2 separate regions of the Homo sapiens genome follow, and region 2 is linked to region 1. Evidence: chromatin contacts called from ENCODE POLR2A ChIA-PET data. All regions are on one chromosome and are shown on one strand. Each heading gives the region's core, a stretch centred on a gene start or an enhancer-like site at or near the end of the contact. The rest is flanking DNA. Distances are from core to core; before and after follow the strand shown. Region 1 holds the start of CUL5 (cullin 5). Region 2 overlaps RAB39A (RAB39A, member RAS oncogene family).

Evidence for each region. ChIA-PET counts read pairs that join two places held with the same protein, here RNA polymerase II (POLR2A).
Region 2: POLR2A ChIA-PET joins it to region 1 with 12 read pairs in SK-N-SH. The contact joins the enhancer-like site here to the promoter of CUL5 in region 1. POLR2A ChIA-PET finds 5 or more read pairs at or near these places in 7 of 52 experiments (A549, H1, MCF 10A and 4 more).

What each region holds. Positions count from the first base shown.
Region 1 is chr11:108,004,419-108,011,867 of GRCh38, forward strand. CUL5 (cullin 5) reads left to right here and starts at 4,480. Exons shown (of 19, transcript NM_003478.6): 1 at 4,480-4,954. The coding sequence starts at 4,931. RefSeq lists enhancers at 4,605-4,704, 4,805-4,994.
Region 2 is chr11:107,953,467-107,960,915 of GRCh38, forward strand. All of the region lies in intron 1 of RAB39A (RAB39A, member RAS oncogene family), which reads left to right. Among named protein-coding and RNA genes, the nearest start is that of RAB39A, 29 kb to the left of the region's middle. RefSeq lists an enhancer at 3,754-3,913. Within about 2 kb of position 3,770, at least 2 of the 41 ENCODE cell types and tissues checked have a DNase peak (open chromatin) inside an H3K27ac peak, as active enhancers do.

The sequences.
Region 1 (7,449 bases), core at 3,230-5,729:
TGCAATACATTTTTTTCCTTTTTCTTTTTCTTTCTTTTTTTTTTTTTTGAGACAGAGTCCCGCCCTCTCACCCAGGCTGGAGTGCAGTGGTGCAATCTCGGCCCACTGCTCAACTCCCGGGTTCAAGCGATTCTCCTGCCTCAGCCTCCCCAGTAGCTGAGATTACAGGCACCCACCACCATGCCCAGCTAATTTTTGTATTTTTAGTAGAGACGGGGTTCCGTCATGTTGGCCAGGCTAGTCTCAAACTCCTGACCTCAGGTGATCTGCCCGCCTTGGCCTCCCAAAGTGCTGGGATTACAGGTGTGAGCCACTGTAATACATTACATTACAGATACAGACAAGGAAACTATGACTCAGCAGGGTTAAGTAATGTACCCAACGTCTCGTAGCTCATAAATGGCAGGATCTGTTTGGTTCTAAAGCACACATTCTTAAGTATTCTATGAGAAATTCTGGGCCACTGATGCACAAGAATTCTTGGCCACTGGTGTACAAGGAAAGTCACCTGGGATGCTTAGGGAAAAGGTAGATTTGGGGCCTCACTCCTGACCTGTAGAATCAGAATCTTCAGAGGGTAGAGCCTAGAAATCTGCTTTTAAAATAAGCACCCCAGGTTATTTTGATGTAAATGATCAGCCACATTTGACAAACTCCTTTATATATATTTTACTGCATACACAGAAAACAAATGAGAAGAATAAAACAAATGGCTAACAGTGGATATTTTAGGAGGTGGGAGAGAAAAGTTTATAGAGAACTTTCATTTTGTAAGGTATTATGGTTTAACATGATGGCTACATTTTCTTAAATTAGCAGGTGATTTTTTTTTTTTTTTGGAGACGGAGTTTCGCTCTTTGTTGCCCAGGCTGGAGTACAATGGCGTGATCTCGGCTCACCACAACCTCCCACTCCCGGGTTCAAGTGATTCTCTTGCCTCAGCCTCCCAAGTAGCTGGGATTACAGGCATGTGCCACCAAGCCTGGATAATTCTGTATTTTTAGTGGAGACAGGGTTTCTCCATTTTGGTCAGGCTGGTCTCGAACTCCCGACCTCAGGTGATCTGCCCACCTCAGCCTCCCAAAGTGCTGGGATTATAGATATGAGCCACTGTGCCCAGCCAGCAGGTGATTTTTAAAAAGATTTTAAATAAATAGAAGTAAAATTATCCCATTTTCTACTACTCACAAACACTGGTAACATTTTGAATATTTTTTCCAGTTTATCCACTATTCAGAGTAGGAAATAAAACTGTAGCTTTCTTTCTTTACAAAGTTGGAATTGTGGCACATATGTGGAATTTTGCATCCTATATTTTTACCTATTATATTCTGAGCATTTTCCCATGTAATTAATCACATAAGAGGCTATGAAATATAAGAAGGAATGGTTGATTTTTATATATGTCTTATATAAATATAAGAAGAAACATATGCTCATTTCTACTTGCCAACATAATTTCACGAAGCCCCTCTTACAACTTAAAAGCTTTGACTTTTAAGGTCAAAGGTGAGGTATGATGGCTCACAGCTGTAATCCCAGCGCTTTAGGAGGCTGAGGTGGGAGGATTGCTTGAAGCCAGGAATTTGAGACCAGCCTGGCCAATATGGTAAAACCCCATTTCTATACAAAAATTAGCCGGGCTTGGTGGCTCACATCTGTAATTCCAGCTATTCAGGCCGCTGAGGCGTTGAGAATCGCTTGAACCTGGGAGGTGGGAGTTGCAGTGAGTGGAGATCATGCCACCTCACTCTATCCTGGGCGATAGAGCAAGACTCTGTCTCAAAAAGAAGAAGAAGAAAAGAAAGTGTGAAAAAAAAAGGCACAAATTTTTTTTTCAGTAATTTATACCATACTGCTGAGTGAAAACAAATATGTTAAAGAATATATGTAGTATACCATCATTTGTGGGGAGAGAAAAAATAATACATACATGAATGCTTATACATGCACAGAATGTCCTAGGCATTCACAAGAAACATAACTGTTGTCTATGAGAAGAAAGAATGGATGCCTGGGGGACTGTGGAGGAAGGCAGGCCTATTTTTTAAAAATTTTCCCCGAATATTTAATTATGAAAAATTTTAAACATATAGATGAGTTGGTTTTACACAGGGAACCCTAGCATAGCCACCACCTAGACTCTACCATTAACATTTTACTATACTTGCCATATATATATATATATATATATATATATATACATACTTTTTTTTTTTTTTTGAGACAGAGTTTCACTCTTGTTGTCCAGGCTGAAGTGCAGTGGCGCAATCTTGGCTCACTGCAACCTCTGCCTCCTGGGTTCAAGCTATTCTCCTGCCTCAGCCCCCTGAGTAGGTGGGATTATAGGTGCCCGCCACCACTCCCGGCTAATTTTTTGTATTTTTAGTAGAGACAAGGTTTCACCATGTTGGCCAGGCTGGTCTTGAACCCTTGATCTCAGGTGATCCACCTGCCTCGGCCTCCCAAAGTGCAGGGATTACAGGCGTGAGCCACCACGCCAGGCCCGCTTTATCAGTGTTTCTACCCAACCATCAGTTCATCTTATTTTTTGATACATTTCCAAGTAAATTATAAATATAGATTCACTTACTCCTAAATTCTTCAGTATGGGTAGCATTAAACTTCAAATTTTGTTAACTATTTTCTCTTTGAATTAAATGCACATTTTTTAAAAATTTTATTATTTTTTATAGCGATAGCTACTTTGCACAGGCTGGTCTCGAACCCCTGGGCTCAAGTGATCTGCCTGCCTTCGCCTCCCAAAGTGCTGGGCTTACAGGATTGCACCACTGTGCTTGGCTGAAATGCATAAATCTTAAGGGTATACTGGCTGAGTTTTGACAAGTGCATACACCTGAATAACTGAAGTCCCTACCACAATATAGAACATTACATCACCCCAGAAAGTCGAAGGAAGACTACTTTTGATTGTATTATTTTTAGCACCTTCTGAATTTTGTATTATGTGCCTGCGCTATTTTTAAGAAATAAATATTTAAGCATTTTAAATATTTAAACATTTTTATAACAGTGGGCCGATTCTAAATTGGATGAGAAAGAGTGAAAACAGGAGATGGCAGATAACAGGTGGGGTCAATGGAATGGAGAACTTATTGAAGTCAGAGTTGTAGCAGTGGTGTTTCCAGAACAAGTGAGTTAGGAAAATTGGAATGCTTCGGTTGACAGTAGGACGCTGAAATCAAGCTCTCAAAAGTTGTCTTAAGGTTCAGTTAAGCATAAGCAAAGGGTGGCTTGGGTAGATGGAGATTAGGATACTAGTTTCCTTTCCCTTCCTACGCTCTCAAGTGCACACTGTATTTTTTTGTTTGTAGTTTTTTTTTGTTTTTTTTGTTTTTTTTTTGAGACAAGAGTCTCGCTCTGTCGTCCAGGCTGGAGTGCAATAGCGCGATCTCGGCTCACTGCAATCTCCACCTTCAGGGTTCAAGCGATTCTCCTGCTTCAGCCTCCCGAGTAGCTGGGATTACAGGTGCCCGCCACCATGCCCGGCTAATTTGTGTATTTTTAGTAGAGACAGGGGTTCACCATGTTGGCCAGGCTGGTCGCGGACTCCTGACCGCAGGTGTCTCGGCCTCCCAAAGTGCCGATTATAGGCGTGAGCCACGGGGCCCTATAGGGATTATAGGCGTGAGCCACTGCGCCCGGCCTCTTTGCAATATTTATCACAACTCCCACTAAGTAATATTTGACTTGTGTAGCCATCCTTAACATTTGGCTACCTTATTAGGCCATAAACTCCAAACGAGCAGGGGTCTTCTCTTTTATTTAATCCTGTATTTCCTGTGCCTAGTATATACAAGTGCTCAAACAAGTATTAACTACTTGATTGGATTCTTTAAGTAGGCCCATCCCTCTTCTCTTAGTCCAGAGCTCTTACTTATTTCTACGCATTATGGCCGTATGAAGGCTGTTTGTAAACCTGCAAAATACAATACCAGGTATCCTGCAGGTTCCACATGTAAATTATATTATCTCATTGGCCAGTGGTGTGTGGTCTGAAGGGGTAAAACCCGGAGGCTTATGGTTTAGGATCTTCTAGGATAATGTGCCTTCAGAAAATCGAAGATTAATATTCATTCTCTAAACAATCTTTTTTTTTTTTTTTCAAACTTTTTTGTAATGACGAGGGTGTTGAACTGGCCTCAAGTGATCCTCCCCCTTCGGCCTCCCAAAGCACTGAACAATATTTTATCTAAGTGCCAAGCATTCCTGAATAGAAATATTAAGAGTCATCACGCTTGTGCAGTCAACACATATTTACTGGGCGCATTCTATGCACGAGTTATTGAAGACAGCTGTTGTAAGCATTTCAGGACAATGCACCTCCCTTAACACCGAGTCCGGGATTTGGGGCGGGGTGCCGGAAAACGCCAGGTCCCGCCAGCAGAGGGCACGGTCCCGGCCTCGCTGCAGCCTCGGGACCCACCGAGGCTTCCAGGCTCCCACGCTCGCTCCCGAGCGCGTCCCCGCCCTCGCGTCACGTGACGTGGCCGCGGAACCTGAGCTGCGGGGCCTAAGCCGAGCTAAATTCGTTGCAGGTGGCCGCGGCGGGTGCAACCACAAAGGCTAATCCGAAGGAGTCGGGGAGGCTCGTGGAGTCGATGCTTCCTCTTCCAAGTCAGGTCGGCTCCCGTTACCTTCTCAGCATTCGCCGTTCCGGTCTTCCTGAGCGCGTGCATGAGGTCTTTCGCGTGGGGAAGCTCCGGTGACCATGTAGGGGAGAAGAGTGAGGAAGCTCCTGGTGCTTGGGACGAGGTCAGCGCTGTCGGCGCGCTGCTCCAGCGCCCACCACACCCTGGTGCGGGCCGACGGGCCCTGGGCCCTGGTGGGAGCTCCGGCCTCCGGTCAAGGCCTGGCCGGGAGCGCCACGAATTCTCGCGTCGTCTCGCGAGAGTCCAAGTTAAAGAACATGGCGACGTCTAATCTGTTAAAGGTAAGACCCTCACTCCAGCTTGGGTTTTACTGTGTGGCCGCCGGGTTCGGCTCTTTGGGAAAGGCACGGCTCAGGTTCAGCTGCGAAGTGTGGGAGTGTTCAGGGGTTGTCCACTGGCAGGGAAGCCGCGGTGGCAGCCGGCGAGTACCGGAACGCGGGTCTGTGGCCTTGGGGTCGACAGGCTCTGGTGGTCGCTCCCGCCGACTGGCCGCTGGGAGAAAAGCCTGGCTGAGCGCTGGCGAGGAGCGATGCTTTCAAGGGACCAGCTCTGGCCGGGAGCGGGAGATGAATGGTCGTGCGGTGTCCTGACCAGCTGGGCCGTTAGTACTGTTAGGTCTCAGTTTCTTGTAAAGCAATGTCTAAGACGCATCAAAGGAAAAACCAAGAAAATGCTGCCTAACAGGTTTCAGTGACTCGACCCCCCACTTCTTCCATTTCTGTTCTCGTTCTGTCTGCACGAAATTCCGAGTCAGACCAGCAGTGCCTCCCACTCCACCCCCCTTCCTCCCTTTTCTGCGTGTTACACCTTCCCTCCTAATTCTCCCATTCTTGAGTTCATCTTTTTCCTTAGGAAACTGCTTTCTAACCCCCACCCAGTTACAGGACACAACCAGATGACAACTGATGAAGCGATACCATCGTTTTAGGGCGCAGGAAAGTTACCTTGTCAAAGACAGTATTTAAAGTTAGTTTTATATAGCAAGGGAGATCTAGGCCCACAGGGGCAGATTCTCCACCAGTTAAAAAGTTTGGAGAAGAATGAGGAAGACTTAGAACTAGTCTGTTCTGTGTATGTGTCTGTAGTAGTTAATCATTTGCCTTAAAAGTACGGACAGAAATGGGGGTAGTGAATAGCTCAGGGAACATAATATTAATGGCAAAAACCGCAGTCACTTTTGCACCAGCCTAATACAAAGGATGAACCACTTCTTCCTGAGGCCTCTCATGCCTTCAGGCAATGTGGATGAATACTAGAAAATAATAGAAAATATACAGGAACCTAACCATCATGTCTTCTTTAGACCACTGATATTTGATTGTCTAATAGATGGGACTGTCTCATAAAATGAAGAACAAATTTTACTAAGAGGCAGTACTGTATATCACCTTTTAAAAGGGAGAGGGGCCCTAGAATTAGACTCCCTGAATAGCCACCACTTAAAAGCTGTATGACTTTGGGCAAGTTTCCTTATGAGTAGGACAGCATTATCAGTAGCGCCTGTATCATAGGAACATTGTGAAGATTAAATTAGTTAATATATCTATAATGCTTAAAACAGTGCCTGGCACTTAATTAGTATAATACAATAAATTACTATAACTACTCCCCCTCTTTCTTTAAGAAAACTAATTCGGGGAATTGAGTAACCCATCCCACTCTGCTTTTCTCTTTTATAATGGTATAGCAAATTTCTCATGCTTTACTTCAGAAAGAAAATTTGTGGGCTGGGCACAGTGGCTCACTCCTGTAATCTCAGCTCTTTGAGAGGCCAAGGTGGGAGGATTGTTTTAGATACATTAATTTAATCTTCACAGTGTTCCTACAATATAGGTGCTATTGATAATTCTGAGTTAGAGGTTATAGTTAACTATGATCACGCCACTGCTCTGTGAGACTCTAAATGAAAAAAGAAAAGGAAAGAAAATTTGTTTTATTTCTGAAGACTCCTATTAATGCATCTGTGTGTTTACATAAACAGTATGCTATTAATTGAAACGTGTTTAAGAAGTAATTTTGTCCGTGATTCTGGAAAATTTTGACTTGTTGATTACCTGGATATAAAGCAAGGTCTTTTTCTCCCGAAAAATAACTCTCAGAAAAGAGTAAGTCACTGTTCTACTTACAAAACCTCACAAAGGATTGTTTGGAGGAGAAGCTACTTTGGTCTATATTAGTTAAGTACTTACCTGTGGAAGCTATTTTGGTTCATATTAGTTAAGTACTTACCTGTGGAAGCTACTTTGGTTCATATTAGTTAAGTACTTGTGGAAATTCTGAATCTACATCCACAGCACAGACCTGTGAATGGGAAAACTGCCTGAATATACAGAAAACGGGGTACTTAGGGTTTAGGTTTAAAAGCTCACAAGAATTTAAAAAGTGTTTTAACTTGAACATTTACAAATAAAGGGAAGGTGATAATATTTTGAAAAAAAGTAAGTGACTCAGTGACTCTAGTGAACTTTCTTGATGTGTAACTTAGAAGTTAGAAGCCAATGTCATAAAAAAAACCACCAGCTTTTCTTTCTTTTTAATTTTTTTTTTTTTGGAGGGGGACGGAGTCTCGCTCTGTTGCCAGGCTGGAGTTCAGTGGTGCGATCTTGGTTCACTGCAACTTCCGCCTCCCGGGTTCAAGCGATTCTTCTGCCTCAGCGTCCCGAGTAGCTGGGACTACAGGCGCACGCCACCACGCCCAGCTAATTTTTGTATTTTTAGTAGAGACAGGGTTTCACCATGTTGGCTAGGATGGTCTCCATCTCTTGACCTCATGATC
Region 2 (7,449 bases), core at 2,520-5,019, 52 kb before region 1:
AGCCAGTGTGGTCCCCATGATACTGTTGCCCCCTTTCTGCCTGCTCACCCCCTGCCATAAGAAGCTCCAAATGGCTAGTCGGCAGCTTCAGCTGCTAATTCAGTAGAAGCATCACGGGGTTTTCTAGTGAAAGCATTTCTCCCTTGAATACTAAAACGTTTATATCAGCAAAGTTCAGAGTCACAGGGATTAGATGCAACAAAAAATTTTAGTGACTCATTAAGTGGAATTGTGAGAGGCACCATCACCCTATTTTCACCCTTTGCTTCCCACACCACAGCTTCTGTTTATGGGGAAAAAATACCACCTACTATCTTGCTCACTAATTTAGAATGTAGACATCCTGAAGGATTATGCTAAAATCTTACAAGGTGTCATCTCCTGGAAATGGGCACACCTACCTCTTAATAACCCATTTCACAGTTTTATAGGGCCAGACGCCTCTAGATGATAGTGGTGTGATATGATCAATGAATCCCATGGCATCATTCCATTTCCCTATCTCCACCACTGTTAAGTGAATTACTTGATCTGTGGCAATGTGTAGGATACCATGACTATGTATAAGGCAGTCTGCATGTTCATGGATGGTGGTACTAGCATGGCCTAAATCCAGATTAAATATATTACAATGAGGACATATCTGTGTCCCCTCAATGATGGTCCCCCAGAGTAAGGTACAATATTCAGGATGTCGGTAGCTACTGGAAAACTGGTAGTAAGCAATAACAGTTCAGGCCAACCTAGGTAAGATTAAGTCTATTGAGCCCAGGTACAGCTTCCATCTCCCTACCATGAGTTCAAAGTGGGATAAAAATACTGTTTGATAATTACAGGACAGGACATTTTGTTCCATTGATTATTAAAATTTTTTCATGGCGGGGTCTTTCGGTGGCCATTCACATAAGATACAAGAATGCACATACTCTAGACTCATCAACAGACCTCTTCCTCAGACCTCCTAATTACCAGCCCCGATCTTGTTTTTTACCCAGCATGCCAAACCCTTCGCGTCTGCTCATGACTTGGTGTGGATCTTTACCTACGTCTCTCCAACTCTTCCTCTGGAAAAAGTAAACAGTGAGATGTAGCACTAGAGATTCCACAAATGGAACTTTTCCACTGACCTTCAAGTTCTCCATTGAGCGTGGCTTACTGATGCCAGCATATTGTTTAGAGCCATTTGTAAGACAGACTTGAATTTTTTTCCTCTGTAATTATAGGGAAATCCAGATAAGGCCATGAGTTGAGAGGGTGCTGTAAGAATAGATGTGCTGGGTCTGTGAACTTTGTTATTCCAGGTCCATTCAGGTCCCACCGCATATTCCTTCCTATATATGTGACCTCTCCTTGGTGATGAAGCTCCAGCCTGGTGAATCAGAACACCCAGCTTATGATAGACATTCAGATTGCACAGTCACTTGGTGTTCTACCATCAGGCATTTAGTCTCTATCAAAGCCAAGTTATAAGCCAAGAATTATTTTACAAAAGTATAATAGTATTTGACAAAGAAAGCATGCTTTTTTTTTTTTTTTTTTTTTTTTTTTGAGACAGAGTCTCGTTCTGTCGCCCAGGCTGGAGTGCAGTGGCCCGATCTCGGCTCACTGCAAGCTCCACCTCCCGGGTTCACGCCATTCTCCTGCCTCAGCCTCCCGAGGAGCTGGGACTACAGGCACCCGCCACCATGCCCGGCTAATTTTTTTGTATTTTTAGTAGAGACGGGGTTTCACCATGTTAGCCAGGATGGTCTCAATCTCCCAACCTTGTGATCCACCCACCTCAGCCTCCCAAAGTGCTGGGATTACAGGCATGAGCCACTGCACGCGGCCAAAAGCATGCTTTTATTCCAAAATGCCACTTCTGTAATTGTCCAGTGGAGGTTTCCTGGGCCTGATGAGCATTCCAGGCTGCTAGAGGTACTTCAGGCAGGCACCATTAGATCTGATGGACCATGGGCCAAGTGGGCTTGCACTGTAGCTTGGACCAGCCGAAGGGACTTCTCTTGCTTTCAGCTCTATCAAAGCTAGCAAGCTTTTGGGTTTTCCACTTAATGGATCAGAGAAGCACATTATACTGATAATGTTTCCTCCAAAATTAAAAACGGTTCACGCCTGTAATCCTAGCACTTTGGGAGGCCGAGGCAGGCGGATCACCTGAGGTTGGGAGGTCGAGACCAGCCTGACCAACATGGAGAAATCCCATCTCTACTAAAAATACAAAATTAGCCACGTGTGGTGGTGCATGCCTGTAATCCCTGCTACTCAGGAGGCTGAGGCAGGAGAAGTGCTTGAACCTGGGAGGTGGAGGTTGTGGTGAGCCGAGATCACACCATTGCACTCCAGCCTAGGCAACAAGAGTGAAACTCCATCTCAGAAACAATTATAAAAATTTTAAAAAATGAAAAAGTTTCACCAAGTATTATGCATTTTTTTTTTTAGTAGGGGGTATAAAATATGGTAACTTTTCTTCTTTGGAGAGGTTTCATCAACATACCCCTGATTAAAGGACTCCCTTCCCCCAAGAAACTTCACAGAGATTGCTGGCTACTGTATTTTCATTGGATATATCTTTAGGATGTATGTATTTCTGAATATATAATTTATCCACCCCCTCCAACACTGATAATGCTCATAGCAACTCAATGACCTCAGTGTGAGAACATAAGACCACACTAGTAATAGATATAATGTTGGGCACCTTTCTTTTTTTGCACTGCTAGTATCTCTTTCCCTCAAACTTCCTCACTCTCTCTGATATTTCTCCTATTTTCACAACAGCTATGTAAGTGGCTTAGACCAAATCAACCATTCATTCATTCACTAAGGTGCACTGAATGCCCACTATGTGCTAGGTACTTGAAAACCATTGATATTCAACAGTGAGCAGTATTGACATGGCACCTGCATGACTCTGATAATCAGCAAGCCAGTAGCATGGATCCAGAAAGAGGAAAGGAGGGAAAAGGACGCTATACAAGAGTACTGACCTTGAACACACAATGATCCTGCCCACAGCCTAAGAAACATACTCTAGCCAAACAGAGCAGCCATTTGTCCTTCTATGGAGTGATTAGTAAGAGGGTTAAAATGTGCCTCCAGTTCTCTTTTATGGGGAGAGGAAGGTTGAATGGAACTTCCATTTCTTCCTATAGTAGAAGCATAAATGTGAGGAAAAAAGGAAGAGTTTCTCCTGTTATTAGCAGTATTCCTCAGCAGTGTTGAGTGCCCACTTGGGATTGGTTATAATTAATTCATAGTGACACCAGCCTGCCTGGTTGAGTGATTTTCCCCGGAAACATACAGCTGCATGCTGGACTGATCCAGAGATAGAAGTTTCCCAGATGAATATGACAGAGGGAAAGAGGCTTGGAAATTGAGATATTTCCAAGAGAACAATTATAATGATGTCTCATTGAACTCAAGATATGGAAGAAGGCAAAGGTAGGAGAGTATTAATGGATAGAAAGTGATAGAGTTGGTCAGTGGATTACAAATCTTGATGAAATTAAAGAATCACCACAGTAAAAAAGAATAGACAGGCTGGCAGACTGTGAGGTTTTGATATTTTTAGTGGACTGTGTAAATTTCCAGTTTTGGAGGTAATTAATATTTCTGATGAAAAGGAAATGGATAAGAAAGGAAGAATAGAGAGAAAGGTTTATTAGAGATGAGGGAGTCAAGGAATTTGAGAAGTGACACCAGGCAGCTCATCCAAATGGATGTTGAAATCAGTAAGCAGAATGACAGGAATTGAAACAGAAAGAAAAACAAAGTGCTAAAATCTTTAGTACATGGAGAATGACCAAGCAGTTGGAAGATGACAGCAGTTGGCAGAGCCAGATGGCATAAGCCTCAAAGGAGCAGGAGATTTTTTTTACAACAGGGGTTGGGAAAGAATAATTATCAGGAAGTTGCACTGGGGAAACAGAAGCCATCTCCTCCTGATCCTAGAGAATGGGCAACGTGAGTGTGCTGCAGGGGAAGCAGTGTTCTCAGGGACCAGCAGTTTTCAATTAAGGCAAGGAAAGGAGACTGCTCCTCTGGCAATGGGATAAGATTTGCTGATAGTGTAGCTTTCAAAGTATGAAAGAACCAGCAGCTTTCTTTTATAATTAAAACCAGATCTTCCACTTGAGAGGGACAAGCGACTGCTAGGAGCTTATAACCCCGAACCCTCTCCTCCAGAATTCACCTTCCCTATCATCACATCACCCTCACACTGTATTTAGGGGTTTTGTATCTGCTTTATCATTCTTGCCAGAGAATAGTCTCACCTCTTCATTCCCTCATAACACACCAGACCAGATTAGAATCCATGCCATTTATTTCTCTCTTCCTTCCTTGCTTCTGTTCTTTTCTTCCCTCCATTCCCTGACCCCACAATTTTTTTCCTTCCCTTAAATCATCCATTAATTCAGGGAGACTTTTTTTTTTCTTTCTTTTTTTTGAGACAGAGTCTCTGTCGCCCAGGCTGGAGTGCAATGGTGTGATCTCAGCTCACTGCAACTTCTGCCTCCTGGGTTCAAGCAATTCTCCTGCCTCAGCCTCCCAAGTAGCTTGGACTACAGGCATGCACCACCATGCCTGGCTATTTTATGTATTTTTGGTAGAGACGGGGTTTCACCATGTTGGCCAGGTTGGTCTCGAATTCCTGACCTCAGGTGATCTGCCCACCTTGGCCTCCCAAATTGCTGGGATTACAGGTGAGAGCCACTGCACCCCACCCATTCAGGGAGACTTTCAAAGCCTAGAGGGAAATAGACATAAAGTGCCATACTACAAGAGATTGTTGCTTAAAAATAATTGTTACTCCTCATCAACTCTTCAGTTCCTTACAGGGAGGCCTCCCTACCTAGTGCTTTTAGAGTCTGTTCCCTACCTTCTCATAATTCCTTCAAGAACTTCTAGAGACCTAAGTGTCTCAACTTATGGGAGGAAGGTCAAGAGAAAGATAGCTGCTCCCTCAACACCTCTGTAAGACCTGCCTTTCAGTTCAAGTTTTCCATCTGAAGCTCTGCTTCTTCCCCCAGATGATTGATAGCAACAGTGCCCAATTGTTTTAGGAAAAACACTACCTGCAGGACAACTATATCTGAATCTGAAGCCCCACAGACCCACACACAGAAGCTAGAAATCAGGTTATTACATAGAAGTGACAGATGTTATATTGAGTCCTTTTATTCCCAACTAATTATTAATAAGGGTTTTTTTATAATGTGTATTACATATACTTTGCTATAATTTTATTCTGTAGGATGATTTGCCAACTGTAATCTAAATGTGTTTTCAAAATTAAATACAATCAGTTAATAGGGTTGCTTATTTTAAAAAGAAAATAAAAAATAAGTTTTTTGAAAAGATAGTATTTCCTGGCCGGGCGCGGTGGCTCATGCCTGTTATCCTAGTGCTCTGGGAGGCCAAGGTGGGTGGATCACCTGAGGTCAGGAGCTCGAGACCAGCCTGGCCAACATGGTAAAAACTCATCTCTACTAAAAATTAAAAAATTAGCTGGGCATGGTGGTGGGCGCCTGTAATCCCAGCTAGTCAGGAGGTTGAGGCAGGAGAATTGCTTGAACCTAGGAGGCAGAGGTTGCAGTGAGCCAAGATTGTGCCATTGCATTCCAGCCTGGGCAACAGAACAAAAACTCCGTCTCAAAAAAAAAAAGAAAAGAAAAGAAAACATAGTATTTCCTACAGTGAAAAACATGCCTCTGTGTAATACATAAGCATTTCAGCATTGAGTTTTCAGCCACAAAAGGCATTTTTAAAATATTCTAGTAATGGTAAATTAAATGGATAGGAGGGATAAAAGTGATGCAGGCTTGATGCTGAGTAAATTCAAGCTTTCAGTCTAAGAACATAGCCTTAATTAGATTTCTCTTAAGACACTGCACATCTGCCTAAATTCACACATATAAAGATGAGTGACAAAACAATAACAAATTAGTTATCCCTCAAAGTTAAAATATAGCAACTGCATTATTCATAGCCTGCCAAAGATGGTGGGAGATTTTTCTTATTGTCAATTTCTTTTCTTTTTTTATTTTTAGAATCTAAGCATCGGGTTGGTGAAAAACTCAATTTCTCTATAATACTATAGTCCTTGACAAAAGTTTTTCAAAAATAGCCACTTGGGAATCTCTCTACTAGGAATTCTGAGGAGAAACAGGGAAGCAGGAGAAATAGAAAGAAAGAGGAGGTAAAATGGTTTGCACTCCCACAACAAAGCTATTTATGGCATCAGGGCACTGAACTGAGCTGTGATTTCAGCAATGAGGACAAGTAGGAAAGTATGACGGTAACAAATAACCCACTGGCCATTCACAAAGATCTTGGTGCCTCAGGCAAGTAGTCAGATGAGTTTGCTAAAAGACCATTGACAAACTGGAAACTGAGACTCATGGGATCTCTGGTTTATACAGCATTTAGCACTTTTCCTCTCCAATAAGGTTAATTAATCCAATATTGGCCGCGGTGGCTCACGCCTGTAATCCTAGCACTTTGGGAGGCCGAGGCAGGTGGATCACAAGGTCAAGAGATCGAGAGCATCTTGGCCAACATGGTGAAACCCTGTCTCCACTAAAAATACAAAAATTAGCTGGGGGTGGTGGCATGCGCCTATAGTCCCAGCTACTTGGGAGGCCAAGGCAGGAGAATTGCTTGAACCCAGGAGGCGGAGGTTGCAGTGAGCCAAGATCACGCCACTGCACTCCAGCCTGGGCGACAGAGCAAGACTCCATCTCAAAAAAAAAAAAAAAAATCCAATATAACAAACATTGTATGACATCTGTCATTTGCCATGCAGTATGATTGACATAACAGCAAATCCAGTCAGCATATCAAGAAAATTAAGATAATCATAATGGCAGAATGCCAGTGGTTCAGAGGAACTATAAGAAGAGTACCTAAGAAAGAGGTGAGTGGCAGGGAAGGCTGCTCAGATGGTATGATTATTGAGCTCACTATTGAAGCAGACATAGGAGTTTCTTAGACAGAAAAGGGGTAGAAGATATTCCAAATAGATAAAACAACATGTGGAGGGGCAAGAAACGTAAAACAGTATAGCCTTGACACCTTGCCTCATGATTCAGCCAGGAAACAGATGGCACAATTGTAGGTTAGCCGAAAAGAGTTTAATGAAGTGACTATTTCCAGAGATACAATCAGCATCAAGGATACTAATAAAGGATGGTGAAGCATTCAGAGCTAGCAACAGTGGGAAGCCATTGACCACCTGGTTGGAAGAGGAGAGGACAGAGAATGGTATTACCAGAACGTGGTGACAGCTGTAGCCATGGGAGAGGGTCCACCCTACAGAAACCCTGACTAGAAGCAGAGGAATACCACCACTGCTAAGCCACAGCCCAGCAGAAGCAAACAGAGGGATAAATACTCTGACTTCTCTTTCCTTCTGTCTCCAGCCAGCGCCTCCCATTGGCTGAACCCCCC